Linked DNA regions of Homo sapiens: region 2 is linked to region 1. A link is a loop called in an ENCODE intact Hi-C map of the cell type or tissue named here. Cell type or tissue: dorsolateral prefrontal cortex. All regions are shown on one strand. Each heading gives the region's core, and the rest is flanking DNA. Links, peaks and the distances in the headings are about the cores only. Region 1 has its middle 78 kb from the start of BTBD3-AS1. Region 2 holds the start of BTBD3 (BTB domain containing 3).

Region 1 (15,331 bases), core at 3,990-11,989:
TGCATACAGCAGAGAGACCCTGGGCTTGTCCCACAAAACCATTTTTTCCTCCTAAACCTCCACACTTGTGATGAGAGGGGTTGCCATGAGGACCTCTGACATGCCCTGGAGATATTTTCCCCATTGTCTTGGGGATTAACATTCAGCTCATTACTTATGCAAATTTCTGCAGCTGGCTTTAATTTCTTCTCAGAAAATGGGATTTTATTTTCTATCACATTGTCAGGCTACACATTTTTCTATCTTTTATGCTCTGCTTCCCTTAAAAACCTGAATGCCTTTAACAGCACGCAAGTCACCTCTTGAATGCTTTGCTGCTTAGAATTTCTTCTGCCAGATACCCTAAATCATCTCTCTCAAGTTCAAAGTTCCACAAATCTCGAGGGCAGAGGCAAAATGCCGCCAGTCTCTTTGCTAAAACATAACAAGGGTCATCTTTGCTCCAGTTCCCAAAAATTCCTCATTTCCATCTGAGACCACCTCAGCGTGGACTTTATTCTCCATATTGCTATCAGCATCTTGAGCAAAGCCATTCAACAAGTCTCTAGGGAGTTCCAAACTTTCCCACATTTTCCCGTCTTCTTCTGACCCCTCCAAATTGTTCCAACCTCGCCTGTTACCCAGCTCCAAAGTCGCTTCCACATTTTTGGTTATCTTTTCAGCAGTACCCCATTCCTAGTACCAATTTACTGTATTAGTCCGTTTTCACACTGCTAATAATGACATACCCGAGAATGGGCAATTTACAAAGGAAAGAGATTTAATGGAAAACTCACAGCTCCACGTGGTTGGGGAAGCCTCACAAAACATGGCAGAAGGCAAGGAGGAGCAAATCACATCTTATGTGGATGACGGCAAAGAGAAGGCTTGTGCAGAGAAACTCCCATTTTTAAAACCATCAGCTCGGCCGGGCGCAGTGGCTCATGCCTGTAATCCCAGCACTTTGGGAGGCCGAGGCAGGTGGATCACGAGGTCAGGAGGTCGAGACCATCCTGGCTAACATGGTGAAACCCCGTCTCTACTAAAAATACAAAAAATTAGCTGGGCATGGTGGCAGGCGCCTGTAGTCCCAGCTACTCTGGAGGCTGAGGCAGGAGAATGGCATGAACCCGGGAGGCGTAGCTTGCAGTGAGCCGAGATTGCACCACTGCACTCCAGCCTGGGCGACAGAGCGAGACTCCGTCTCAAAAAAAAAAAAAAAAAAAAAAAAAAAAACAGTATGGGAAAGATCTGCCCCCACGATTCAGTCATCTCCCTCCAGGTTCCTCCCACAACATGTGGGAATTACGGGAGCTACCAGATGAGTTTTGGGTGGGGACAAAGAGCCAAACCATATCAGTGGTTGACTTATCCAAGGTCCTATGGCCAGTGAGTCACAAGGACAAGCAAGGGTTCTCCCATGTTCTGAGGTGCACTCCAGTCACTTGGAATTGCCCTGTGCCCAATTCTACTACTGGAGGGATTTTTCAAAAGTGCAATTTGCTTTACTGAGTTCTAAAACACAACAAATAGAATATTACCCAAGAAAAGGGGGTGGGGAACTTCTCCTGTTATCAGCAAAAAATCAAATGGAATTCTCAGACATTCAATTGCTGGCCCTCTTTTTAGCCTACCATATATGTATATTTTTTTTCTTTACATCTATATTCCTACTCAAACAGGTGATCAGTTCTATAAGGAAATCTATGAGGGGTTTGAGAGCCTACACAAATCTTTTTGAATCACAGCCAATATTTTCTGGATCAAGAAGAATGATGAAAAATGTTCTGCAGCATCACATAATTACCATTAACAAGATTTGTCTCTGAAGCTGCTCTTTTGTAAGAACTGCAAGGAAGGGGGCTATTGCAGCACAGTAAGAGACAAATTACATTTCCCATTGTAAGTTTGCAGCGAAACATTGTAAGTATCTTGAACAATAGGGTACACACATTAAAATCTTCTTATGCCAGAGGAAGTCTATATTTTATAAAACCATACACCTGCTACTTATGCTGAAAAGTTGAAGAAAACTGGGTCTGAATCAGTGACTTATAGTGGTGCTTCTCAAACTTTGGGGTGCATCAGGATCACCTGGGGGCTCATTCAAACACAGATTTCTGGACCCCAGCTGCCCCCAGAGATTCTGATTCTGCAAATCTTGAGCAGCCTGAGATTCTGCAGTTCTATGAAGCTTCCAGGTAGTGTCAATGCTGGTGCTAGGCTGACCATAGTATAGGACTGCTGGCTTGGAGGATATGCAGCTGTCCAGCCTGGTGTCAGTAGTAGCTGGGGTTTGTCTTTCAAGGCCCTTGCTATTCTTTGATAGCTCCTCTTTCCCCCACCTCCAAGTCCTGAAATCTTTCTCATTCTTGCCCTTAACAATTCCTGACTGAAATGAGGAGAACTGCTGGGGGGTAGCACCATTTCTAGGGTACATTCATGTTAGTAAGATACACTTAAGTACCAAAACCTCAAAAACGAATATGAAAGACCTGGGAATTGGACAAATTTGTTCATAAATGAAAATTCTATCTGCTGTGCACCGCCCAAACTGTTCTGAGGAGGTAACTGCCTACCTCATGTGCAATTCACATGGGTCTCGTTTGTTTCAGAAGGGTTCAGAGCACTGAGGACACACAAGGGAGAGTGGGGAAAAATTAATTAATTTCTCTTAAAGTTGTATCTTCTTGGATGTTTGCACTCCTCCTGTCCTCTCTGTAGAAGTTATGATGCATATTTCATAAAACTATAAAAACTATCTTGGGTAGGGGTGAGGGTAAGTGTTGGGGAGGGAACTAGAAAAGTACAAACGCATGAAAAAAACACTCACCGCATTGACCTCAAAATGCCCAAATCTAAAGAGACTCCACAAAGACCTATGAAAACCGCAGCAGGCAATCTCTTTTGTTTTATGGAATGAAGGTTCAGGAGCAGTTGAGACACGAGGCATAATTGAGAGGCACCGAAATAAGGACAGCAGTGCCTCCATCCAAAAATAATCAAAGTTGTAACAACCCTGAGATGTCAGACGCTGGCTGCTTGCTTTAACAGGCATAGACATCAAGTCAAGGTAGAAAGCTTTGTAATATCCAGCTGCATCATTTACCTTTGACTGTAAGAGAAAGGCCATGAGGCTGCCCACTTATCTTGGGGGGTGCACCTGGATTCGATTTTGAAAGTCAAGAGCTCTCAAAAGAGGTTGTGAGAGAGAGGTCTGGGAGATGTTTGGTCAAGTTTGCTCAAAGTTAACAGTCAAAATGTTTTTCTTAGTCAATTTCTTTTTTTCAAATCCTCTTCCCGTGAAAAAATTCCTGTTTGACACTGCATCATGATAAATGACTATGTATTCCATTCACTCACTGATCTCTGGATTGGTTAAAGGCAGTAAGCATGACTTACTAACCTCTTTGTTCCTGGCATCTAGAATAGCACCTGGTACACAGGAGGGGTAAAATAACTGTTCTTGCTATGGTTCTGCTGGGTCCAGGTTGTATCCATATATTGTTATCTCTTAGAAATGCAACTGTGAGGGAAGCTGCTTCCATTTTACCCAACACCAAAGAAATGGAAGTGCATTATGTCAATAACATTCATGTTTTGAGTGCCAACCATTTTGCATGCTTCATCTCATCCAATTTTGCCAATTCTGTGAAGTAGGAGTGATTACTACCATGTTAGAGGTGTGGAAACTGAGGCTTGGAGGCATGATTTGCCCAGAATCATGCAGTTAGGAACTAGAAATCTAGGCTTTGTGGCAGAGCTCTTAGCTAACAGGCTCATACTATCTTTATTCTGCCACTCTCCTTTCCTGCCCCATAGGGGGTCTAAGGACCTGAGAAAAACAGCAGAAAAGCACTCAGGGATCTCCTTTGATACTCAACAGTTTTCATAACATACCCAGAATTATCAGTAACCTAAACCAACAGCATGGTACAAGTTGTCTACTCCCTATCCTGAACCAGTTCATGCCTCTAGCATCTCAGCCTTTATTCAGCCCACATTTATTGAGCACTTTCTCCAGACCAGACTTCATACCAGGTGCTTAAAAAAAAATCACTGCAACAGACACTTGATCTCACCTCTCAGGAGTCCCCAGTTGTTAGAGAAAAAACTCAAACAACTTTTAAGCACTGAGGAAAGTTTTTTTTAAGTGCAATAAAGTATAAGACAAAGGAGTCCATCTTTCAGAACTGAACTTCCTAAATAAAAACAGAAAATGTCATGCACTCAAACCTCTTTAGCTTTCTCAAAGCGGTAGTATTAATAGGAGAGCAAAGAGCTCTGGACGAGCCAGAAGTCATTCCTATTCCACCTGCATTCCCTACCAGCACACATGTGGTTCACTCAGACGGGCTCAAGCAGGCCAGGCGAAGCCCTCTTAAGAGGCAGAGATTTCTGTTCCTGGGCCAATTTAATTATTTAAATTTTTGCAAACATTTACTCACATTCGATGGCAGATCTGTCTGCTAAAATTAGACAGTCCTACAGTGGTCACAAATGACAGATTCCTACAATCTATGAATCTTCAAGGGTACTCCCCAATCCTGCTGTACATACAAAGGGGTTACAATTAGACCACTCATTGTAAAGGCCAATTATATGTCCTCAGTAAAAAGAGGGGGGCAGTGGTGATCTGGAGCCTGCTTATACCAGCTCCCAGGAGCCAGTCCTAAATTTTTCAGAATTCTGTGAGCCAGCTGTTAAACATGGCCATTATTAGAAATGGAATTATACAAACTTGAAGTAAAATAAATTATAACAAAAACAAAAGTAACAAATAATCACAAGTTATCATCTATTTTATGACATTTACTACTATTATACTCTTGAGGTTTTTTGCAGTTATTGTGCCTGCATGGTGAGAAAACTTCCCAGCTCTGTGTTCTAAGAAGTCAAGTTGTTAATTTGAAATCCATCACAGTGGGAGTATTTATATCATGATATTCAGCCAATCACAAGGCCTTTTCCACTCTTAGAGACATTTGTTAAACATTACCAGCACAGCACTAGATAAGAGGGTTTTCTATCAGATTGGTTCAAAAGTAATTGCGGTTTTTGCCATTACCTTTAATGGTAAAACTGCAATTACTTTTGCACCAACCTAATACCAGAAAATTGCAAGCAGCATAACTTTCACCACAGGTACAAAGCAAATATAGGCACAGACACAGCTGAAAAAAAAACAACCTGCAGGGAAGAAAGATGCAAACTAGTCAACTTGAGGGTGACAATTGTGTTAGAAGTATAGAATATGACTCAGGCAACCTTCTCATCCATGCCATCCAGACTGGCCTATAGTTGATTGGATCATTAAGGGTCGAGAAGGAAGAAATTTGTCAGAATATTCCCAGATTTCCAAAGACATCCAACCCAGAACACAATGACAGCATCTCCTCAGCACTTACCACCAGGAAAGAGGTCCAGATGATATGAAGACAGGAATAAACCAGATTGTCCATGAACCAGAAATAATCCAGACAGACTCAATGAGAGCAAAATCTCCATCACTGCAGGATGGCAGGATCACCCTGGGAACCGAGAAAGGTTAACCTGAGTGATAGGGCACATGAGATGAACTTGATTGTTTTAGGACTAAATGTTTTTATTCAATTGACAATTAGAGATCACTCAAGTTTTACATCTTTGAGGAAATAGTCTGTAGTACAGTATTGTCCAATAAATCTTTCTGCAGTGATGGAAACATCCTATCAATACGCACTGCCCAAAAGAACAGCCACTTCATCTAACTGTTGAGCACTTAAAATGTGATCAATGCAACTTAGGGACTAAATTATATGTTGTACTTAACTTTAATTACTATAAATTTAAATGTTCATGACCTCATATGGATAATGGCTATCATATTGGACAAAGCAGCTTTAGTGAATCTGAAGCTTGGAAGCATCATTCAATCAATCAGGGTGAATGTAAGTCATAAAGTTGGGGTAATAATAAGTAGGACAAAGGGTAGTTCCCTGATTGAGCTGGGTTTATTAAAGAAGTTCAGTTCTTTAGGCTACACATCTATAATTATAAATTCCTGAAGTGTCCACCGTGAATACTAAATTACCATTATATTTCTTAAAAAGCCAGTCCCATCTCTTAATGGTGCCACCTTAATCAGCATCCTGGAAGTGGTCAGCTGACCCCAATCAGCATCCCAGAAGTGGTCCCCCCTGAGAGAGGTCAGAAGGCACTTGGTGGGCTTGTCTCTTCTAGCTTTTGTCATCAGTTTCGTCAGCATTTGGATGTAGTAAAGTGCAATTCTTGGTCTATCCTGGTCAAGGCAGGTAGAAAAATCACATCCTCGCACTTGTCAAACCATAGGGTTTTCCAGGGGCTTTACTGAGCTACAGCCTCCATCTGATCCCTGCCATTTCACACCAACCGTGGAACTAGAATGTCACCTAATCCCCCTGGTTTTCACCCCTGTCTTCACATCTCTGCTGGGCCTGGAACTTCTAGTAGCTTCACCCTCAGCTTCTACAGGGCCCTCCATCAAATCAGACAGGCACAATACAACCTGGAGAACTGCAGCATCACGGCTCACTTACCAGACCCAAACTCCTTGGATTCTGGGCCCACCCAGCTTCCATTTTGTTATTCCCATTTCACAAGGTAAAATTGTACTTGGGCACAATTCTGGAAGAAGGAAAGAGGCAGAACCTAGAGGTGAAGGTGACCCTTCTTGGCCAGTGGTAGAACTGGCTCTAGTGTTTATCTTGTGGGGACCTCCATGCTAACTTCAAAAAGAACTCAGACAATCTTTGAGGCTAGTTGGAGTTTTATTTCTATCAAAGCATAACAACTGGGCTCCTGAAATAAAGAAGGCTGTATTTCTATCATTCCAGTTATTAGACAAGAGTTGGAAATTTTGATTGGCTTGGGGCTTTGTTTTTTTCTCTTTTTCTTTTTTTTTTTTTTTTTTTTTGAGCTGTTTTCTTTGTGTTCTTATTTATTTAGGTATAGATGGGTTTGTTAAGGTGTAAATTACATTCTATAAAATTCACCCTTTGCCATATGGTTCTATGAGTATTAACAAACACATATAATCTGGTAGCTACCACCCTAAACAATGTATAAAACAGTTCCAATCACAATAAAAATCCCTCATGTTCTTTGTAATCAATCCCTCCCCTACTCCCAAGCAACCACTGATCTGTTTTCTACTCCTGTAGTTCTTCCTTTTCCAGAATTTCATATAAATGGAATCATACAGTATTTAGCCTTTTTAGTCTGATCTCTTTCACTTAGAATAATGTATTTAAGAATGAAATATTCAACTTCCCTTTTCACTGTGTAGCTAACAATAACACGGCATCACAGCAAGAGCTGTAATGAGATGTGTCCAGGAAGAAATAGAGACACCCACCAACACTGGCAACAGGGCAGGGAAGTCTTCTCAGAGGAGGACATAATCTACTGAGGCCAAAAAGTAAGCCAAGCACCAAGTGCTAAGGAAAAAGACTTTCAGGTACTGAAAACTCATGCCCAAAGACAGGGAAGACATTAAAATAAACAAGCTTTCTACCTGGAAAGAGAAGCTACTTGACGGTAAAGAGTCCTATATTTTAGCCTAGGGTCCGAGGCAAATGTAAACCTGCAACTCTAAGACTCAAATACTTCTAACCAGCAAGGATTCCGACCTTATTGCCATACCCATCTCTTCATTTGTTTCAACAGTGATAAAAGGCAAAAGTCCTTCAAGCTGGAAATCCATCCATTGAACATACAGATTCTACAGCAAACCTCACCCATGAGATCAGGGACTGGAGCCAAGTTGTGAGTTCCTGCTCTAATTTCCCCTGACGCGTAAACAGGAGAACATTATTTATCATTTATTGGGAGTATATATCCATTAGCTTTCCCATGGGAATATTAACAGGATGAAACTGAAAAAATAAACTACAGAGTTTTCAGCCAAGTGTTTCTAGATTCATGGGCAGCAGATCAGCTCAGTGGGCAACCAATTGTTTTATCTTGGACAAGTCCCTTGACTTTTCTGGTCCTATGTTCTTTTCTGTTACAAACAAAAGAGAAAGAAAAAGAATAAAGTTGAATCAGGCCATTTCAGAAATTCCTTCTAGCGCTCTTGTTTTATGGTTTTATAAGTTGAGGTCAAGATGATTGCACTTAAGGAAACTTGCAGCACACTCTGAAACGGGGCTAGAATAAAGGCCCCATTCACAGTACCAGGGTTCAGTGAGTACAATGTGGCTTTTTGTTGGGGTGGTGGGTGGAGGGGTGGAGAGAGAATCTGGGAGGTCTGGCATTCACTCTCTCCACCACAGATCCTAAATGAGTCACTAAAATTATGGTAGCAATGGTGAATGTGAAAAGAAAAGAGGAAATAGAGCTCCCACCAATCCTAATAATGTTCTTGTACCTCTCCTGGGCCAGCAGAAACAGTTCTGGAGGCCACTGGGCCTGGCCAGACTCTTGTCTTTATTAAAAGGCAAATGCAGCCACATCTGTTCTCATAAGCTCAAATATCGTTCTAGTCTATTTACCCTGGGACTGTTGGAAAAGCTGTTATAAATCAGGCTGGAACCATGTGTCACAGGCTCCAGAGGGCACAGAACTATTTCCAAAGAGTAGATCACGCTCCAATTTTCCACTTTCCCCACTGCCCCGCTGCCTCTCCACCTCGTCTCTACTTTGTATTTGTCCTCTGTCCTACAGCTCTGCCATCATCACCAGGAGGATTTCCAGGAGCACCTCTCCTCTGGGGGGATGATACGACACTTTTTCCCAGCCCCTGTTTGCATGTAGTGATATTCTGACCCATCAGGGAAACCCAAGAAGGTTTGGGTTCTAGCATGAGCCACAGATTTCTGGCACGTAAGAACTAGAAAAGAAGGGAAGACCCCAGAAACACTAAGTTAACTGATATTCAAACCTTTTTTTAATTTTTAACTTTTAGAGACAAGGGCTCTTTATGTTTCCCAGGCTGGTCTCAAACTCCTGGGCTCAAGTAATTCTCCCACCTTAGCCTAATGAGGAGCTGGGACTACAGGTGAGAGCCACTGCAACCAGCTCAAACCTTTTCTTTTTTTTGGAACCAGGGCAAAGTCTCTCAAACATTGCATGGAAAACTAAAATGGAAAAGTGATAAAAGTTGCAGAAACAGGGCAGAGAGGTGAAGTGGAGGGGGAAGGGCAGAAATCTTAAGCTCAGTCCCTTATCCTTAACACATACATACTCACGCATGCACGTACATACATGCACACCGACACTGTTGAGGAAACAATAAAAAACAACAACGAAGTCTTCTTCCAACCCACAAATCATCTCCACAAAGCTAGTAAAGAAGCACTCTTATTGTTGGATAAGATTATATGTTCATTAGCTTTCTCATGGATTATTAACAGGATGAAATTGAGAAAATAATTTGCAGTTTTTAGCCAAGTGTTCCTAGATTCAGGGGCATCAGAAAAACCAGAATGTGCTGAGCATCACTGGCAACCTAGTAAGAGATTGCAAAGACAGGAAGAACTCACAGTCACCCTTCCACGCAGCCAAACATATTCAACCCACTACATACGTGTGCTGGAGATAAACAATAACTAGTGCTCAAGCAAGAGGATTGGACAGCACCATTTGCCACAAATAGCTGATCCTAACTTTACTTGGTAATTGGGGTGACAAGCTATGTTAGCTAATTGACTTTATCCAGAGGAAAAAAAATCATGCAAATACCTGTCTTTTCGAAAAGAGGTGGTTTTACAACTTGGTGTGAAATGCCCACTGAAGTTAACCTCTTACCCTTCCATAGAAATAAAATTTAAAAAAAAAATAAAATTAATAACTAAAAATAAACTGAAAAAGAGATAGGGTCCTATCTCCCTTGGTGTTAGCATTCCAAAGAGATGGCTCCCAGGACCTGGAGAAAGACATTCAAAAAGTGGCTCAGATCATTTCTAAAATATACTTTGTCAAGTAATAAATAATGTACTTACATTTACAAGTTTTCCAAGATAAGTATCCTGACAAAGAGAGAGAGAAAGGAAATCCCTTCCCTTATTTTCGGCAGGAGGAACTAAGCCTCTTATTTTTAATTTGTATTTGTCCTCACAACACATGTACGGGTGTCCACACTCTCACACACAACACTTACTTCAATTACCAATAATCCTGAACTAAACAGCTCACACCTGCTGTTCTGAAACCACCCTGTCTCATTCCTGCTGAGGACTTTATCAGCAGGGGTAACATCAGAGTCAGGGCCATATCACAAACCCAACATACTTTCTATCCCCTCAGCTCCAGCAGTTAGCGTCAGACCAGTGACGCCCGCCCTGGCTTCACATCAGAACAATGCAATGCTTGGGCCACCTGTGGTCAATTAAATCTGAATCTCAGGAAATGGGCCTGAACACTGGTATGGTTCAAAGAGGAAACAGGTGATTCTAATTTGCATCCAAGGTTGAGATCCACTTAGCTAAAGGCACCAAGAGGAAACTGACAGGCTTAGTAAGACAGTGGCCCTCAGCTCTGGCTCTGCACTGGAATGCTAGGGAAGCTTATAAAAACCACAAGCGTTGGCTGCATCCAGGCCTAATATACCAGGCTCTCTGCAGCTAGGATTCAAGTAATGATATTTCTTAATGCTCCCTGGGCAAGCTCAATATGCAACCGAGACCCAGAAGCATGGGTTAAGAGTTGGCTCCTTGGCCGGGTGCGGTGGCTTATGCCTGTAATCCCAGCACTTTGGGAGGCTGAGGCAGGTGGATCACGAGGTCAAGAGATCGAGACCATCCTGGCTAACACGTTGAAACCCCGTCTCTACTAAAAAATACAAAAAAAAAAAAAATTAGCCGGGCTTGGTGGCAGACACCTGTAGTCCCAGCTACTCGGGAAGCTGAAGCAGAATGGTGTGAACCCAGAGGTAGAGTTGCAGTGAGCCAAGATCATGCTACTGCACTCCAGCCTGTGCAACAGAGCAAGACCCCGCCTAAAAAAAAAAAAAAACAAGAGTTGGCTTCTTAAGAGCAGCAGCTGGTTCAGAGCCTGCTTCTGTGGCTATAAACTCTTAGGCAAGGGCCTTACCGCCTTCATACCCCTTCTACCCCCTACTGTAGGGGTAGATCCCTGGTACCTATTGAGTAGTGTGTCCATCAAATGACATAATTTTGAATCATGTTTAGTGCAGTGCATGTCAGACGTTAGTTCTCAATAAATTGTAGCCATTATTATTGTAGAAATGTGTAATAAATAAAAACAGAAAATTCTGTTTAAAGCCATTGTTGTCCTAGAGATAGACTAGTCCATTAAACTACCTAATGGTAACTTTTCCTTCTATATGACTCTGTTTACTTTGTGAAGCTGACAGAAAGAGTAAGGTTCATTTCTGTCTGTGCTATTCCTTCTGTCCTTACTATCCTGGTCCCCTTTTGTCATCAAACTAAAGAAAAATACTTCTAGGCAAAAAAACAAAACAAAACAAAACCCTTCTCCTACCTGGTGCTGACAGCCCAGTCCTGCACGTCTAGGTCCTCCATGTCCCGGGCAGAAGCGTTGGGCTCGGGCAGAGAAGATGAGGTTTTTTAAATTAAGATTAAAGAGGTAAAATGTCTGTACCTGTGGATCGCAGAGTTTAGCTGATATTGGAATCACCTGGCTGGCTTGTTAAACCACAAGCTGGACGGACCCTGGTCCTCAGAGTTGCTGATTTAGTAGGTCTGGGGTGGGACCTCAGATTCTACAGTCCTATTAAGTTCCCTAGTGTCGTGGATGAACCTGGTTCAGCTACCACACTTGGAGAACCACTGGTCTATCCCATTCCTCTCTTTTTCTTTCCTCTTTGTCATGCAAGCAATAAAAGAACATTCTGGTGCCTGTCCTTTGTTCTTTCTGCACTTCCATTACAACCCAACCTTGGCAATGGTTTGAGGCAATGCTTGAGAAATTCTTCACAAGGCTCCACTTCAGGCAATTTTCAAAGGAAATAATAGATACATAAACAGACTTGGCAGTTTTGAGAGAAGGCCCTGCCTATTCACCGTGCCATCTGATAAAGGCCCTTTGTCTCAGGCATAGGGAGAGACAGCATTGTTGATAGGAGCTGATTTCAGATGAAATTCTTGTTTTCATTTTGCTCTTGTTTTTCATCTCCACTCCCATGTTTTTCTCACCACATCCTGGGTTAACTCCATTTTGTGCCCCGGGAAATTGTCTATCACAAAATTCAGAAGGCTGAGAGCACTTTAGAAATGTAAATTTATGACCATATCTCTAATGCTGTGGTATACTAGAAAATGGTAAATAAATAAGAGCCTTTTCTGAAATACCAACGAATTTAAATTTAAGACTAAGAACTTTTCTTTTGCTAGGACTGGAACATGCTGAAAAACAGCAAACACAAGGTCAAGCAAAAGTTCACTTTAAAAAATCAAGGGAAGGCCAAGGCAAATGGGGGAGGGGAAAGTGGGAGACCCAAGAAAATTGAAAAATGGAGAATAATGAAAAAGCTGTTCCGATTCAAACCAAATGCAAACAAGATGCCTCAGCTCAATTGAAGTGGGATGTCTTTGCCAAGATTTCTACCAACTCAAAACTAACATTCTTATGATGGCCTGCAGCCCTCAGCTTCTGATTCTCATAAACCAGCTTAGGGTTTATCATAAGGTCACCACATTCAGCAGATCAAAATGCAAGGACATCTAGTTAAATTTAAATATCAGATATTTCAAATATTGTGTAACACATACTTAACACTAAAAGGGTGTTCACTGCTTATCTGAAATTCAAATTGAATAAGGTGTCCTATATTTTATCTGGCAACCTATATTACTATCCAACTCATTGTCCATTTTCTACATAAACTCAAGCAATGGTCTCCGCCCTTATCTCTTATTTCATAGGAAGCAAACCATCCACCTACAGTCTTTACTATAGTTCTGGCAAGACAGATGTTTTTATATTACAGAGCTACACGTAAATTAACATTCAATGTTGGGTCTAGCTTTTCCGTAAGTCACTCAGCCATTTCCACAATTGAGATTCCACTTGGCATAACTTTCTCTCTCTTCCATCATTCTTTTTACTTACTCCCCTCATACTCCAACTCATTTCAAATGTCAGTAGTAGTAAGACTCTTGTCATTTGACTCTTCCTGGCCCTTCTCCAGGTCTCACTTCACACCACCAAATAGTATATCAGAGTATCATTTAGGAGCCTTAAAAGTCTATAGATGCCTGAGGCAACTCCCAAAATTCTAATTTAATTGGTGGTGGGGAGAAACGGGGAGTTTGGTATTGATATTTTTAAAAGTCCCCAGGGTGATTCTAATGTGCAGCCAGGGTTGGGAAGCACTTCCTTAGGTCAAGGTTTCTCAAACATTCATTTGCACAGAAATCACTAGAGGATCATGTCAAAGGCAGGTTCTGGTTCAGCAGATAGAAGGTAGGTCTGCAGGTTTTGCATTTCCAGCCTGCCCCCAGGCTGACACTGCTCATCAGAGAACCACATTTTCAGCAACAAAGCCTTAGAGGAAATCAAGTGCAAGGTGTTAAGACCCTTCTTCGAAGTGATGGGTGAGTCATCACTGACAGAATGGAGCAGGTTGTAGGTTGTACGTTTTGCAATATAAGTGGATACTTGGTCAGTGCTACAGTATACTAAAACACCAATTATCCAGGGTTAATTGTTGGACATTCACAATAACATGAGAATAGAACAGCATTTCTTGAGTGCGTAGTTTCCTCAGTGTTTAGAACTTGTGCTAGCTGAGGCATTAAGATCTAAGCACTTCCCTAATAAAATAACAAGCCCTAATATTTACACCCCTCTTCATTTGTCTTAGAGCATTTTATGATAGCCATTCCTTGATCTCCTCCACTCCTTTGACAAATATGCATGAGAGTTATGAGTCCCCATTTGACAGATATAAACAGTGAGATCCAAAGATGGCTGTTGCTATAGCGATCTACAAATAGGAGTTTGGTAACATCAATGTTTCTATTATATTAAACCTAGATGTGGCCTCTAATTAATAACATAACCAATTATACATCAGTGCTTCTTAAATGCTAATGTACATACTCATCCCTGGGGATCTTGATAAAATGCAGACTCTGTTATCACAAGTCTGGCTAGAGCCAAGGTTGGCTCCCCAGTGATGATGCTGCTGCCCGTCCTGGGACTCCATTTGAGGCCTCAGTGAATTCAGCTTTTCTCAGCTCTGACATTTGGTGAATTCAGCTTTCTCAGCTGTGTCATTCTCCTCATTATTCTCTTGTGTTACTAAGCATTTACCAAATGCAGTGGCCAAAAAAATGGACTGAGGTTTCTATGCTTTGGTATTTCTTATCATTGTTAAAAGTTTGGAACCAATGCCTTGGAACAATGTGCTTTTTTCCCCCATTGTAGTTTAAGTTATCTTCTAGAAATAAAAATAAGTGATATGTAGCCTCACCATTTCAGCCTTTATTGCTTTATCTAAGATGCTTATGTATGGGACTGTAGTGGCAACACTTATATGCAAAAGAAAAGGTTTATAAATTAGTATCGGCTCATATTTTTTCCTATCTTCGCTTGAATATGGGTGTGTAAAAAAAACTCACAATTTTTACTTTGCAAAAATAACCAATCCATGTGTGGGTGGTTTTATTTTTTGTTTTTTGTTTTTGTTACTCATTCTTACCTTTAAAATAAATACCTTTTCTTGGCTTGTGTCAGAAAAAGTAGCCAACTTTTCAAAGATGAGTTCTAAGCTCAGAATGTGGGCAGCTCTTGATGTCAAAATCCAGATGTCAAAAATGAGAGCAGTGTTTGTTTGGAAAAAGATCTCCCAGTTGACAGTGTCCTTAAAATCATCCTCTTAGAGTTCCCAAGAGGACTGATAGAAGAGTTGTCAAAGGTCTTCAAAAGTCTCTTTGCTCTTGGTTTGAGGAGAAAAAAGAAAAGAATGAAAAGCATCACCTCCTCCAACACACACACACACACACACACACACACACCCCTATACTTACTATTGTCTGAGTGCATTCCCATTCTTTGTTTTTGAAAACCTATCACATTTTTCAGCAATGACAAGGAGAATAATAGTCCCTCCATTACCCTCAAATAAACCATCATTTATCAGTTCAATCTTTGTGATAGATTTATTGCATTCATATTCATAACCCAACTTTTTACTCCTCCCTATGGCTTTGGTAATTACCTCCCACACTGACATCTGCCATGTGATTTGTTTTGCTCAAGGCGAGAGTAGCACATTTGATGCTAGCAGAAGCTTGAAAGCCATGTGAGTTTTCTGCCTTCTCTCTTGCTTCTCTGATTACGTGCGTTGGTTATCCCATTAGAAGCTTATAAGAAACATGTGGCGGGGGACAGCAGAATTGTTCCA
Region 2 (15,161 bases), core at 628-8,627, 78 kb after region 1:
TCAGGCTTTTTGGCTGCAGTATACCAGAGGAAGATGTCGTTGGTCTCATTGAGAGTTAATACCCCGGACTGTGCAGCACCATTTGCAAAATCATCGAGGGCCATTGTGGGTATGCGGATCAAGTAAAGTGCCTTTCCTAGAACCTTGCGTTTATTTTCAATGCTCAACGCCAGATCTTGTCGTTGGCATTCTACTTCAGCCCAGTTGAGAGCTGCCTCAAAAACCACAATTTCTTTGGCATTCAGAGTTTCCCTACGGAGAATACTTTCTAGTGTCTGGAAGTCAATATCGCAGAATCCCTCAGACTTGAGAGCTAACTCAGCCTGGGCATCAATCACCTCCCAGCAACGCTGGGTCAGGTCTGGCTCCTCGAACAGGCAGCTCTGGGAGAGGAGCACACAGGCATTCTTGGCACTCAGGCTGGTCTCCAGGAAATTAACACAGGCTCTGGCAAGGTGAGGGACAATGTACTTTTTGGCAGCATAAAGTGTGGCCAGCACTGTGTCAGCAGCCAAGTCAATTTCATCACAATAGATATATCTGTAAAAAGCACATAACATGTAAGTGGAATTTTCACAAAATGAGTACATCCAGCAAGAAAAGATACAACCACTTTCAAGTTTGTTCTGAGAACATCATCTTATGTGACAGTTAATACAAACATATTTGCAGAGTAAAGGAACATTCGAAACATATTAATAAATTATTAATATTTTAACCCAGTAGTAAAGTTTGTATAATTAAAGATATTAACTTTGTGCTACCATTCTAGCCTCTATTTTATAAGCTGCATTCAGTGTCATCTCAACAAAACAGAAGCTATTGAAACTGAAAAACAACTGCATATTGAATAGTCAACATTACAAAAAAATAGCAAAATTCTATTATATATACTACATTATATTTAACCAAGAATAGTCTCGTTATGTTTTAAGAGCAATTATTGCATCTTCATGCTTTTGGAGTTTTCCTAAGCACAAAATAAAACCTGAGATTAATATTTTCCAAATAGTTCCAAGTTCAATGGATTATCAAAAGTATGGACTGCAATGCTATCGTCCAGTTAACTTTACATAGAATCCAACAGACTTTTTATTTGTTTTTGTTTTTTAAACTCAAAACTCTTCCTTCTCCACACATTCCTTCTACCTTCAGAATTCAAGATTACATTATTTCCAGATATATTTAATTAAAAGACAAAGTAGGAAAGCTTAAATATGTATTATTCCTGTGCTTCTGTGAACTGTCCTTATTTCAGGATATAAAACACTTCACAGGATACACTTTTTGGGAGACAGTGGCAGTCTCCCAAAGAGGCACGTAAAGGTAGTCATCATCTGCTTCTCTTCTACCTAAGGTCTACAGCTACTTTATCTTGAGTTTTCCTTTAGTTATTGTATTTCACCTTAGTGAAACACATAAAACTTAAGAAATTAGCAACAGCTTCTATAAGAAAGTAAAACACAAGAATGGCAATGAGAAAAATGTCCACGAGCACAAATGAAACCTGCCTTTTTGCTCACAGGAACCTTTCTCTTCTCTGATAGGCGAAGTCACCTACTGATGGCAAGGCCACTTGATAGTACACCTGCGGCTCAGTGATGCTCTGACTGTGAGCCAGGACCCTGGGGAGGATCCTAGAGCATGGTCAGCACTTTCGAGCTCTTACCCTGGAACTGTCAAGGGAGCAGCTGTCCTCTTTTTCTGACAACCCCAGGAATACTGGCTACTCATACTCGATGAAGCAGGCCACCGCTTTCACAACTACAGCACTAGAGCAAATGGCACCTGACTCATTTCTGATCTTACCACATTTTGTGGACTGCATGTATAATTTTATAAAGCTTTATCAATATCTGCTATAGGCAATGCATCTGTGGGAAAAGATACTTGTCAAATGATTCATCAAATGACTTAGGTGAGATGTAATTCTCTGCCATTCTTGTTCATGTTTCCTAATTATGTATATATCAGGAATGATACAACATCCTACTTGACTGCAGTGAAGACAAAATGCTGAACTAGTGCTAGCAATCTCCTCAGCAACAGAAAACACTATAAAAAATACAAAGCTGACTTCATGCAGTGGGGATACTTGCAGGTAAAACTGGTTTCTGTACATATATCTCCAAAAGATTACAAAGGTTAAAAGTAGCAGATTAGTTTACATTTTGGTACTTCACATGCTCACTTGCCTTTAATTTCCCTATCCCCTACTGTGAAGGTCTTGTCAGTGACAATTATATTTCAAAACTGTAAGATGAATAATGAATTAAATACTTTTAAGTTCTAGAACTAACTACAGTACTTATTTTTCAGAAGACAGTAAACAATGTATGGCAACATTTTAACTATATGTAGGAGTACTGTCCAACTTGTTGACCCACTGAATACTTTTTTCAACAAACATTTTACTTATTCCAATGAACTGAAATCCCTAGAGCAACAGATAACCTTAAAGTAATACACTTTGCTGTGCTAGAATAAAGATTAGGAAAAATCATATAAATACTACTTAGAATAATAATTAGATTATGATCACTTGGTGAACTACCACACTGTCTAGTACCGTACATGATAAAGAAGCTGATTCTATAACCTGTTTAACACATACTGGTGCCTGCAGAAGACCCACCAGACAGAAAACTATCTTTTTTATAAATATATAACGTATCTTTAAGTTTCATACTTCTGTATTACCAATGAAAGTTCTTCTGTATAAATCCACATGAAACTGTACGAGACTATCCATATCTTTCTAAGATTTCCCCTGTAATGTCAAATGCAAGTACTTTTTACCCTTGAGAGTGTCTGATTTTATATGAGTATGTATATGTATGTGTACACAAAGATCAGATTATTTCAACAGATGGTAAGTTTTTCATTTGCTCTTAGGAGACAATAACTCTTAGAATACTCAGAAATCTCCCAACTGGTGTTACTTAAATAAGGTACTTAACTTCTGAAATTGTGAAGCAAAAACATTTGTTTAAAGACTTTTTCACACACAATGCTTTCAGAGAGAACATCTTCTATTAAATAATGCTAATACCAGAAAGTTATTTGTCTTTAATTTTAAGTTGTTAAAAATCATCACTATACATGCCACTTGCTCCCAAATTCTACGTCAAGGTGCGATTATAAATGCTGCATAATTCCATATGCTTTCCACGGAAAGCTAAAGTGTTCTTTTCCGAAAACATTTACAAGGTAAGCAGCACCCTCTTTCTTCATCAGTCTTCTTTTCTGTTATGCAGAACTTAAATTTAACTGTGAAACCAGCAGGGTACAAATACAGCATAAACAAACTCTTTCCAAACACACGAATGATGCTTACTTCAGCATAGCGAGAAAAGCAGCAGGTTCGACATCTGGTATACGGATTTCATCTTTGTCCTCTGCAAGTTCTCCGTAAAACATCGCATGGAACACAGAGCTCCCAACAGCTAAAACATACTGTGTAGAAAGGGAAATCTTATTTCATACACTAAATTGAAGGCATTTCCAGCAAATCAATGCAGAAAAACAACACTAGGCAATCAGGTTTAGTAAACATAGCGTACCTAAAATCTACTGCTTTGAAAAAGCCAAGGTACACAGGGTAGCTTGCCATGGAAGCATAAGACCATGCTGCTAATTATTTCAAAGCTTTAAGAGATTAATGCACATGTCCCCTCATTACTAAATACATACAATAATAGCTTACATAACTAATTTCTAGGAGAAGGGTAAACATACGACTTTCCTGACCTGTCACAACAACTTCCCATGTCTGGAGAGTTAAGAGGGGATGTGTGAGATATAAAGCAGTATAGAAGGAAACAAAGAAAAAATTAAGCGTGGCCAAAGCCCTCTGGAGAGGGTGCGCTCTCTCCCTAATCGAGTGAAACATGCACTGCCTGACATCGGCAAGCTGCCCACACCAAGTTACAGGCTTATGGAAAGGGTCCCTCTTTGTAAACGTCAGGACTAAACCGGTCATGCAGCTGTTGCTTACTTTGTGTCCTGGCAACCGTTGAGTCCCACCTGGTGGCCCAACCACAAAATGTACATCTGCCATCAAATCATTATTGAACATCATCGCATTTCTATAAACAGAGGCAACTCATTAATTCACAGCAGCCTGCATTTTTAACATCCCCTTCCCCAACATACAAAACCCACAAAAGACTTGCAAGCTAAGCAACAGTCCAGTAACTTCAAGGCAAAACAACAAATAAAGGTTCTAACTAAACTGTTCATAATCATTGCAAACATAAGGGAAGTAACTAAAGTTTAAAATAAAAGTTATACAAACTTTTAATAAAGCTAAGGACAAATAAAAGGTTCCCATTTTCTATGGCCCATAGACAACCCTGTCACTTGAATGTTACAGCTTGCAAAAACATTTTTATCTAAGAGGAAAACAGCTGTACTGTTTTGGAAAAGATACAAGGCAATTTTCCATTACCAATAAAAAGCTTCTGGGAAAAGAGGAAACAGATTTGTGTTCAAATACATTACAGGTTTTGCAAAAGCAGAAACTTCAACACAGGAAAACTTTTAAAGTAAATAGACTAGCGCGGCACTTACCTCTCTCTAATGGTGGGATAAAGACCCTGCCAGTTTGGGGCCGGGATAAGGTTGTTGTTACTGAGATTCTGCTGGTGGTACTGCTGGACGCTGGTGCTGCTGGAGTTGGCTGGCTTTTTACGGGGGAATATATCAGCAGCCATCTTCTTCTTTTTAGTCTTCAAGGTAATTATTTCATAACAAACTGGTGGCAACTTGCTGCTGTTGCTACTGCTGCTGCTGGTATTTGCTTTCTTTGAGCTTTTCTTGGACCTGTTCTTTACCGTCTCTGGAAGCATCAAGAAGAAGGTGAGACATTTCATGTTCTTTTCCTTGTCATCTACCATGAGTACAGTGTGTCTCTCTTTAGAGTTAGATATCCCAAATTGGTTTGAACATCAAGGAAAAGAGATTAGCCCGGGCTAAGAGGTTAACTGAAACCAACAAAGCTGATATTTTGCTGCTTTTCTCAGCCAGGCAAGGTGACCTTTTCACTATGTTGAATAGAAACTGGCTTTAAGTTTTATCCAGTACTGGGTCTGTTAAATATATCCCCATCATGATTCCTGTTTCTCTTATTTGCTCATAAAAATAACTGTTTCCTAGATCACCTGAAAATGCTACACTGCAAAGATGACAGGCACAGAGCTGTAGCACTTCTTTTCTGAATTAGGTCAGCAAGATGGGCTGGAGCTGCGTGAGTCTGTTCAGCCGGCTGAAGTTGTGTGGTGAATGGATCGGAGGAGAGTAGGTATTACAGCCCTGCAGATGGAGTCAGACAGCCAGTGCTCCGAGCCAATAGCTGAAGTCACCAATCATGATTGGACCAAGCAAAACAGTGACACCTATTGTAACATGCATAGTTCTGATATTAAAGGAACAGCAGTTGCATTTTCTTGTCTACTGTATATTTAAACAAGATAATAACATATGAAATATATTTGACAACAGGAAGGGAGGAGTTTATGCCCACAGATTTCTCTTCAGTAGACATACATTATGTCCCCAGTTAAGCAGGATCAATTAACAAAGGGTAGGGACAGATATCTATATTTCTACTAAAATCTTTTTCCCAGCAGCATTTAGTTTCAAATACTTAAAACAAAATCCTCCAGTCTATAAACTGAAAAGGGCTATTAATAGCAAAACACATTTATTACACTTTAAAGGCAAAGGACGTTATTTTTCTTTTTCTTAGCCTCTTTTGAGTGCAAGTCATAGTCTAGTGCTAAAGAAGAGAACTGAGGCCATGTGTTCAGTTTACCTCCCAATGTTTTCTAGCTTCTATAATGGTCTTTGACAGGTGTCTCAGGTCACAAAATACTGTTAATTAGATTAAGATTATACCCGTACACCTAAGTACACTAAAGCATAAGATAAACTCTAGAAGTAAAAATAAGATTCAAATAAAAACAAATCTGATGATCAATGTTCAAAGGCTGTAATTCACTAAAAATATTTCAGATGGGGCCATGTTCAGGATCTCAAAATTCAACTTAACTGTTAAGGCTACATTTAGTCTTGTCTTAATTTTAAAGAATATAATCCACAACTTCTAAGACAGAACAAATAACAAGGCTATTCAAAATGATAAATGTTCGGATTCCACCTAGTTAAAATGCAAACAGGTTCTCTCTGCTTTGAATTAGAAGAATATAAGCTACCATTTGATTTTTGTAGGTGTGAATCCTCCAACCATTTCTAGCGTTGGTGAGTAAAAAAAACAAAAACACCGGCAATAGGTTCTGCATATGCTTATTTATTGTAAAGAGGGACTAATTAAAATATTTAATCTCACCCCTATCTATTTGGATCACGCTCATTTGTTCAAAGCACAGCAGCCATTTGCTACCCCTCAGGCAAATGCACCCTTCATGACCACAGCCCTCCTTGTTTTAACATTTGTCTGAATAATGACTACCTGACACAGTGAGGGCTCAGCAAATAAGAGTTACGATTGTTATTGTTATAATTAATAATCTGCTAAAGGCGGTTACCAGAAATCAGTCTTTAAATCCCTAGAACACTAAATTGAACCAAGAAATATCCTCTTTATTGTTGTTATTATTATTCTTAAAACCATTTGCAAAGCCTCTGTAAGAGAACCAGGGCCTGTAGCACAGTTACCTGTCTCCATTTTAGATGGATCCTGAAGCACTGCTTATTTATTATGATTATCATGTTCTCAACAGCAGAACACACACATACAGATACCTCCAAATCATCTTCATACACACTTTAACACACAATGTTAGAGAGGGATCTAGAAACCAGTTTAAAAAGCACATAGAGAAAGTCATGAAGAAACAAGTAAGCTCCTATTGACCTAATTATTCAGAATAGGGTTAACACTAAAGGATTTCTCTCTTGCTCAAGTGCCACTGAACTTCCTTGACCACTTCCTTGCAGGAAAGCTCCCATGCCAGGTAGGCCTTTCTGACTGGGATTAATCTCATAAATATTTCTAACAAATCTAGTATCTGGCTTTTCAGGTCAGAAGTAATCAATTAGAATGGAAAGGGAAACCAGCTGCTTTTAGGCAGACATACTATTAATTGGTAGCTGGATGGAGACAAAATAGAAAAAACATAAAACACAGATACAAGAACTTAGAAGGGTTTGTGATCTTTACTCATTTTGCATATGGCTCAATACCCATCACCAAGAAGTCTCCAAAACACATGGCTCTTACACCACTAAGTTAAAGAAAAAAAGTAAAGTGGATGTAACAGTTTGAGAAAGAGAAGTATGCAATATTGTAGAACATGTTTTCTAAAATTACAGATATCAGTTATTTAGAAAAATAAGTTTTGTAGAAAATTCTGACAATACTAGTTAAATGAAGTAGCGCTAAATCTGAATCATCTACAAGAGTGCTACAAAGAAGGGCATTATTACTCCAATGTATGTAAGGACTGATGAGCATGGCTGTTTAAAATCAAGACAGAAAAATTATCTGACGGCTACTTTTTCTTACCACGGTAATAAGGCAAGTAATGCAGGTTCTTGCTACTGAAAATGTAGTTGAAGGATCAGCAGCAGCATCTACAGGGAGCCTATTAGTCACCCAGAATCTCAGCCAGACTCTGGATCAGAATCTGCATTTCATACAGTATTCAAGGTTGAAAAAAACTTCACATAGATAACTACTGACTACTAGATGTCTTCCCAATGATCCAGTACCAACATCTGGTGCCATATGTTGCATTCAACTATTAAGTGAATTGAAAATAACTCAAAATAATTTAATTTAGTTTGGACATTAAAAACTTAACAACCCCTCACATCTTGTTCTGAAATTCTTCTGATTAGGCCCCAAATGTCAAATTCTAGGATTGAGGTGTGCAGACAGCCAACTGAGAGGGACCAAGATATTCTCTGGAAAGGAAGCGCCAGCCCCAATTATTTTAAAAGATAATGACAGTGATGATTTCGGCAGGAAAAATAAGGAATTAAAAAATGTCAACTATGAAGCAGATAATCACTTAGTACTTTTAAATGGTCTACTTCACAATTGTATTTCAACAAATTAGCAATGTAGCATGGTAAAATTAGCAACCAATCTAGTTCAGTCCTGGCTGGGCCACTTAAAATAGAGAAAGGCGAGTATTTGAACAAATCATTTAGCCTTTAAGGGCCTCAGTTTTCCTCAGCTATAAGATGAAAGAGATTCACCCAGAATGAATGTTTTTCAAACTTTACACTCAATCCACAGTAAGAAATGCATTTTATATTCTGACTTAGTACTAAACATAAACACACATACAGGCATACAAATGGAAAGACATGGCTCAAAAAACAAAACCTACTCTTAGCATGTTATGATATACACTCTGATATTTTCTATTTTCTTCTTTCTTCTTTTCTTTTCAATGTTGGTCATAATCCATTCAACTGATCTCATGACCACAGTTTAAGAAACACTGGTCTAGGTTATTTCTAAGGGCATTTAAGGTTTAACACACTAGGTTCTTTTCTTTTTTTTTTATTTTATTATTATTATACTTTAAGTTTTAGTGTACATGTGCACAATGTGCAGGTTAGTTACATATGTATACATGAACATACTAGGTTATTTTCTATCAAGAATTCAGACTAGGGACCACCAGATGATGGCAAGTTCATGAAACTCCTCAAGCTGTCGGTGAAATTGGCAGTATGTGTGCATTTATTTTTCTAGAAAGAGAAGCCATGGCTTTCATCTGCCATGAGTAATTGCAACCCAAAATACAATAAAATGTTAGGGTTAAAATGTTATAAAACTATAAGATTGATTTGAATATACAAAATTTTGGTATCACTTTATTCTTTCATTTCTATAGTCTACTACATTAAATACAAATTATGGCTTCTTTTCCTCCTTGATTAAACATAAATAGTTAAAACTCCATCTGTTGAGTCTGTAACCCAGAAACATCACCCACTGGGTTGAAGGGTAAAAAAGGATAGCAGCCTGATGTCTACTGCTACATTTTACTCCTAAAATTTCTTTCCAATAGGCATTTTATCACTTGTTTCTACACTTCCTGAATTTTAGAGCTGTCTGCCCTAATGAGGTAAATAGGCCAAGAAGTCCATCAAGTTTGTATGAAAGTATTCCCAAAATAAAACATACTGACTATGCAGTGTATTAGGTGTTGGGCATACGGCGGTGAGCAAGACTAGAAACCAAACTTAAAAAGTTAGCTAATAATAGTGTGTTTCAGTTGATTTTATAATTGCCAGAAAGCTGAATCACTGTTAACCTATTTCCATTCAATTCCCAATAATAACAAAATTATCCACAGAATTTAAGCTCACTTAGATCATCCTTTTCACCACTGGAAGGTTTGTCAGCAATCCTACCTTTATTTAATACAATCTGACATATTCACTTTGCAGACCTGAATGAGGTTTGAAACTGAACGGGACTCCAGAAATCATTTAATGCAACTCTTTTTTCACAGGTATGGCAACTGGTGTCAGAAGTATAAGGGGTTTGTGAAAATTCCACAGTAAAGAAGTGGGGCAACACCTGGACTACGAGGCGGATCTCCTGGCTTGTCATGTTGTTTGCTTCATTCACTCTAATATTCACTCACAGTAATTACCTCACACACTTACAGAATGCTCAATTGTCATATTTCTAATCTACTTTAAAAGAAGAGCTTTCTTTTAAAGTTTACAAAGATGAAAACCATGAACATATGTAGTCTGCACCCCTGTAGGGGCACACTACAGGCAAGAATGCTGAAAGGATACTTGTGGAATGAGATGGAAGGAAGGAACTGCAGTGAGGACGCTGCTCAAAAACAGAAGAGGCTCTCCAGGTAAAATAAAGTTAGAAACCAGCTATTCACGGTTAACACCAACTTCTATGTCAACAACTAATAATGCTGGCAACTCTTGTTTAACTTGCTCTAACTCTGGACTCCTTGTCTGGACTTGTACATGGTTTACTACAAGGCCGCTAAAAAGCAACAGCAGTGAGGTTAACAGAGGTTTAAACAAGGTAAGGTAGACTGAAGAAATACCTATCACTTCCAAAAATGATTAACATAACCTAACAGAGGAGAGTAGTTTAATCTGGTAAGTTATGAGGGAATAGTGTTTTGTTTTTGCTTATTTGTCCCTTCAATACTGAGCAAAAATTATGCTTTTGATTTGGGAGGTAAAAAGATAAGCAACAAAATGTTGGCAGTCCCCAAAGTCAGCAGAAGCTGCTGGAAAACAGACTATATATGCTTTCTAAATTTGGAAATAAATATGGAGTCAAGCGCTGGAAGCATAGCATAGCTAAAAAAGCAAGAGCTAACAACAAGTGACCTTAAGGTCAGTATTTGTGAGCCTCATTTTCCACATCTGCCAAATGGGGTAATTAGACCCAGCTTCTCCCTCAGGTTTATTGTGAAGGCAAGATTATATGTTTTGTGAAAGCACTTTAGTTAAAAACAGTCTACAAAGGTAAGTTCTCACCATTAGCAGCAATTGTGCCCAAAGCAGGAAACGTTTGTGATGCAATCATCTAAAACACAAAATCTCAAAGATTAATCTAGCTCCTCATCCTTGTACTCTTTTCAGACTGCACAGCTACTGACATTTCATCCTATCTGCAGGCTTCCTCTAGCCCCACCTATGGGCCAAGCAGGTCCCATTTTGCTGTGAATCTGATTTTGCAGGGAAGGTTCAATAATAAGCAAGATTTGTGCTGTGCACTGTGATCCGGTCCACACCCAATGTCCAAATCCCACAGTGTTATTTCCAAACCTGCACTTGAACCCACACTTCAGGCTGGGTGCCCATTGTGGACTTCAAACCTCCATGAGGCCACCTGTTGGCTGATTCACTGCTGTGCCCACTTCCTGAGACAGCCTCCTGCAAGGAGCCCATCTAGCCACCCAGCCATATCTCACTAGCAACTCAATTTGGCCTCTCTCGACAATGACCCAGTTTGAATTCCAGCACCAAGGTTGATAACTAAGGCCAAGTATTTGGCCAAGGCATACCTCAGTGCTGTCCACAGTATAAGGTTCATGGTCAGTTTCATTAAGCCACCTTTTCACCACACAGAGCTCCAGTTAACCTTGAATTGTACTTTAGATTTGGGGTGAGCGGGGGGTGGGGAGGAATGCCCAAAGGTAGAATGTGGTAATTCTTAGAAGGCAGGGAACGATGATTCTTTTTAAAATTCCATATGGCACTTACCATGACATTTGACGATTATAGCTCTTACATACACACTGTGTCTCAGTGTGCACCTTGTTTGGAATACTAAACTACTCATCTAAATCCCAAATTATTCTCTTCCATACATTAAGTGATCTTGAAAAGGGGTATATAAAGTTTACCAGGAGATACTCTGAAGATGGCTATTTAAAGGAATATTATAATTTCTTTTGTAAAGTTGAAGATACTTCAATAAAAAAAGGCAACCAATTGCTAAGTTTTACATACTCTAGATCAAGTTTGTCCAACCTGCGGCCCTGCAAGAGGCCTAGGATGGCTTTGAATGCAGCCTCAAACAAATTCGCCACCTTTCTTAAAACATTATGAGATTTTTTTTTTCTGCAATTTTTTTAGCTCATGGGCTATCCTTAGTGTTAGCATACTTTATGTGTGGCTCAAGACAATTCTTCCAACATGGCCCAGGGAAGCCAAAAGGTTAGACAACTCTGCTCTAGATGATCTCATGGTACATTTCCTCAGGTGTATTGACTACATGATCGCCTATCTTTTCCAATTATAGGTTTCTAGGATTTAAAAAATCTGTATAATATTTGCCAGAAATAGTTATTTACTTAATATAATTTTCTTTACATTTTAATATGATTATGACCAATACCCAACTAAAACTCTGTGTACATATGTAAGTGCCATATTTTATGGACTGTAGATTCCTTGTGCCTCCCCCACCCTCGCCACTTTAACATCTCTGAAACTGGTTTGTGTCTTTTAATTGATGCCATCTCATGAGTGTAACTATTAGGCTTTTTTTTTTCCTTTCTTAGCAGTACATAAAGTAATGGCATGTCTTACACCTGATGGCACCCTACAGTCAGTGAAATACGGTAAAATTTGTACAATTCAACAGAAAGAAAGAAATCTTTTTTTTAGGTTGCTTAATTATTTCCTTAACCAGGCAAGATGATGGCTCAGAATTCTGGCTGAACTACATTAGAATAATTGAGCTTTCATCAAGTAGTTATTTGATAAAGTATATAATCACAATTCTCAATTGAGACTGCTACTATGACAACCATTGATATGGTAGAATATCTAGATGGAAATCTCAAAATGAGAATTTGCATTGCCAGGACTGGTAAGAGTTCCAGCATTAATATAATGCATTTCTAGTATTTTCTCATGCCACACAATTGTACATAAAATGTACATAAAACTGATCAGTATAAGCCTGTAACTCTCTGGGTAATATTTGCTAAAGATATTTTATCAATCAATTCAAGATTTATTAACTTACAACTACTTTATACATAGGTTAAATATGGAGCTAAATGACTCATTAGAAGATATTGCTTACTTTCAAACAAATAGAATCCATATTAAAATGTTAGCTTAAGAGAGAGAAACATTATCATAATACAATGATCCCAATATATATATATGACTTTCTACTAGGTACTTGAAAATAGTCTATCCAAAGAAAAGTAAAATCAAGGCTCAGGAGGTCCCTTTCAAAAAGGCCTGAATGGGGCTGTTCCAACAAAGGACTTCAATCAATCCTACTGGGAATGCTGGAATGGAACAACCTCACCCAACCATTGCTGTGGCTTTCTCCAGGTCATTTGTTGGCTTTAAATAACAGAAGAAGAAAATAATATGTTTCGGTCAAAGAAAAAGGAAAGTGTTTCCAAAGATATGTTTTACTTTGGCTAGTATTAGTTTTTTTTGTTTTTTTTTCTGATATTCGAAAGATAGTCACCAAGAACATCTCCTCCATCAGATCATCAAAGTCCAAAAGCTTCTCTCACATATTAACCAAAGAGTATCTTGTTCTATTTGGGAAAAACACCTTTTCCAAGAACACATGGGACGGGAAGAAAGAATCCAGACAACTCCCAAATCACCAGATATTCTACATCAGTCCTGATTATTAGTGAGGTTCCAAGTATCACAGCCAAATTTCCCCAACATCCACAACTAAGTTCTATACCTTTAGTCACTCAGTGCTTAGAAATAAACACTGCTCTCCTGTCCTTCAATTTACTGCCTCCCCGCCATCAACACCAAACACCTGAATTATATCAATTATCTTAGATTTTAAATTGTGCTCACTGTAAAATGAACAGGACAGGTTGGGAAAGGCAAGGCCAGAAAAAGCTTTTTATTTTGTTGTTTTGTTTTGTTTTGTTTTGTTTTGCAAAACCACATAGAAAAGACCAGTTACAATTTCACATTTTGACAAACACTATACACATATCCAGAAGGTCTCAATTAATTACTATTTAATGAAATGCTATCCTTTGTTTTACAATGTATGCGACCAGAATGAAATATAGTTATTTTGGGCAAACAATACAAGATCTAACATTAAGAGGTCTGCTATGCTGAGTGAAATCTGAGAAATCTTGCTGTGGGAAAACTTAAACATACATGAAGTTACAAAGTAGCTTAACACTCAATTTCTAACATACCTTCTCTCGAGTAGATACCACCAAATAAAAATGAAAAAAGGCACCTACATTTCTAAAATAAATAACAATAATATTCCCTAACAAAAAATTCAAGTAGAATTAGAAGGCTGTAACAGAGCATTATTACAGAAACCAGTTTCTGGCAAAAACTCACAGTAAAAGCTCTTCTAGAACCAAATTAAAAGATACATTTTATGCTACTTTTTTTTTTTTTTTTGACAGGGGGTTTCGCCCTTGTTGCCCAGGCTGGAGCACAATGGCACAATCTCAGCTCACTGCAACCTCCGCCTCCAGGGTTCAGGCAATTCTCCTGCCTCAACTTCCCAAATACCTGAGATTACAGGAATGCGCCACCACACCGGGCTAAGTTTGTATTTTTAGTAGAGACGGGGTTTCACCATGTTGGTCAGGCTGGTCTCAAACTCCCGACCTCATGTGATCCACCCGAACTCCTGACCTCATGTGATCCACCCGCCTAGGCCTCCCAAAGTACTGGAATTACAGGCATGAGCCACCGCGCCTGGCCGTTTTATGCTACTTTTAATTAGCTTAAAAGTATACAATCCCCATCAACTGTTGTGAAGTACACAATAGAAAGGCACAGTATACTTTAAATGTTGGTATAACCTTAAATATAATAACACCAAGTAACATTCACAAACTACCACCATTTGCTGCAGGAAATAATAATTCGACACTGATAAAGCACTTCTTTGTTGCTTCAACCTCTCATGCTATTATAATCAGAATAAAAATTGAGGTTCCATACCTAGCTTTATCACATGTATTAGAACTAAGAAAATAGAGTATTTCAAAAAAAATTCAATTCTCTAATATTCTCTAAAATAAAAATAATTATTTTTTTAATTAAGAGCTACTATATAAGTAGGTCAGTACTTGAACTGCCCAGAGATTTAGAGTAAAATAATCTAATTGCTCATGAAATAATGCTAAAATAAGTCTCACTTAAAGTGGGGACTATTCATGAAAACATGTTCTTAAATTTGAGTTTCTCCAGTCTCTGCATCACATAACAATAGGGAGGACAGCATTTATAATACATAGGAACTTTAACCATAATAAACAGATTAAAAACATTAAAGTCAAAATACATCTTCAAAGAGTGGCAACTCAACTGTCAGTACCTTATTTAAAAAAAAAAAAAAAAAACCACAGAGAAGCAACCACTCCACCATAGTTAACAGAGATATGAACTCATACAAGATCCAAGGTGATGATGACTGGAACCAGACCAAGGAAGGACAATCTCTGAAAATGGTGATCACAATTTACATCTGAGTCAGGTCTCTCTGCATAAGGATTTTACTTGTCATCTGCGGAGATGCCATAATTTCTACTAAGAGTTCCGTATAGGAGACCTGGGTGATGTCAGTATTTGACTGAAGTAACACTCTTGTAAAATTTAAAATATAGCATCAAAAATGAGACAAAAAGAGGCATGTGGTCAAATCTTTACTC

What was found. Peaks named below come from ENCODE experiments on the same cell type or tissue, not always from the same donor. Only the 100,000 strongest peaks of a DNase experiment are listed, where the experiment ranks them.
Region 2: a loop joins it to region 1, with 2.6 times the contacts of the local background. A loop is called at or near these places in 6 of 110 quality-filtered maps.

Annotation. Positions count from the first base shown.
Region 1 is chr20:11,989,253-12,004,583 of GRCh38, reverse strand. No RefSeq gene overlaps it. Among named protein-coding and RNA genes, the nearest start is that of BTBD3-AS1, 78 kb to the right of the region's middle. In dorsolateral prefrontal cortex, for the core only: no CTCF peak of the experiment used is centred there; a DNase peak (open chromatin) is centred at 8,213; H3K27ac peaks cover 5,663 bases.
Region 2 is chr20:11,908,013-11,923,173 of GRCh38, reverse strand. It overlaps BTBD3 (BTB domain containing 3), which reads right to left and starts at 5,281. Exons shown (of 4, transcript NM_014962.4): 1 at 4,573-5,281; 2 at 3,998-4,088; 3 at 3,338-3,456; 4 at 1-540. The coding sequence starts at 4,898. BTBD3-AS1 (BTBD3 antisense RNA 1) reads left to right here and starts at 4,573. Exons shown (of 3, transcript NR_186407.1): 1 at 4,573-4,860; 2 at 9,498-9,860; 3 at 12,667-13,770. In dorsolateral prefrontal cortex, for the core only: a CTCF peak has its summit at 5,372; DNase peaks (open chromatin) are centred at 3,924 and 5,303; H3K4me3 peaks cover 6,083 bases; H3K27ac peaks cover 7,380 bases.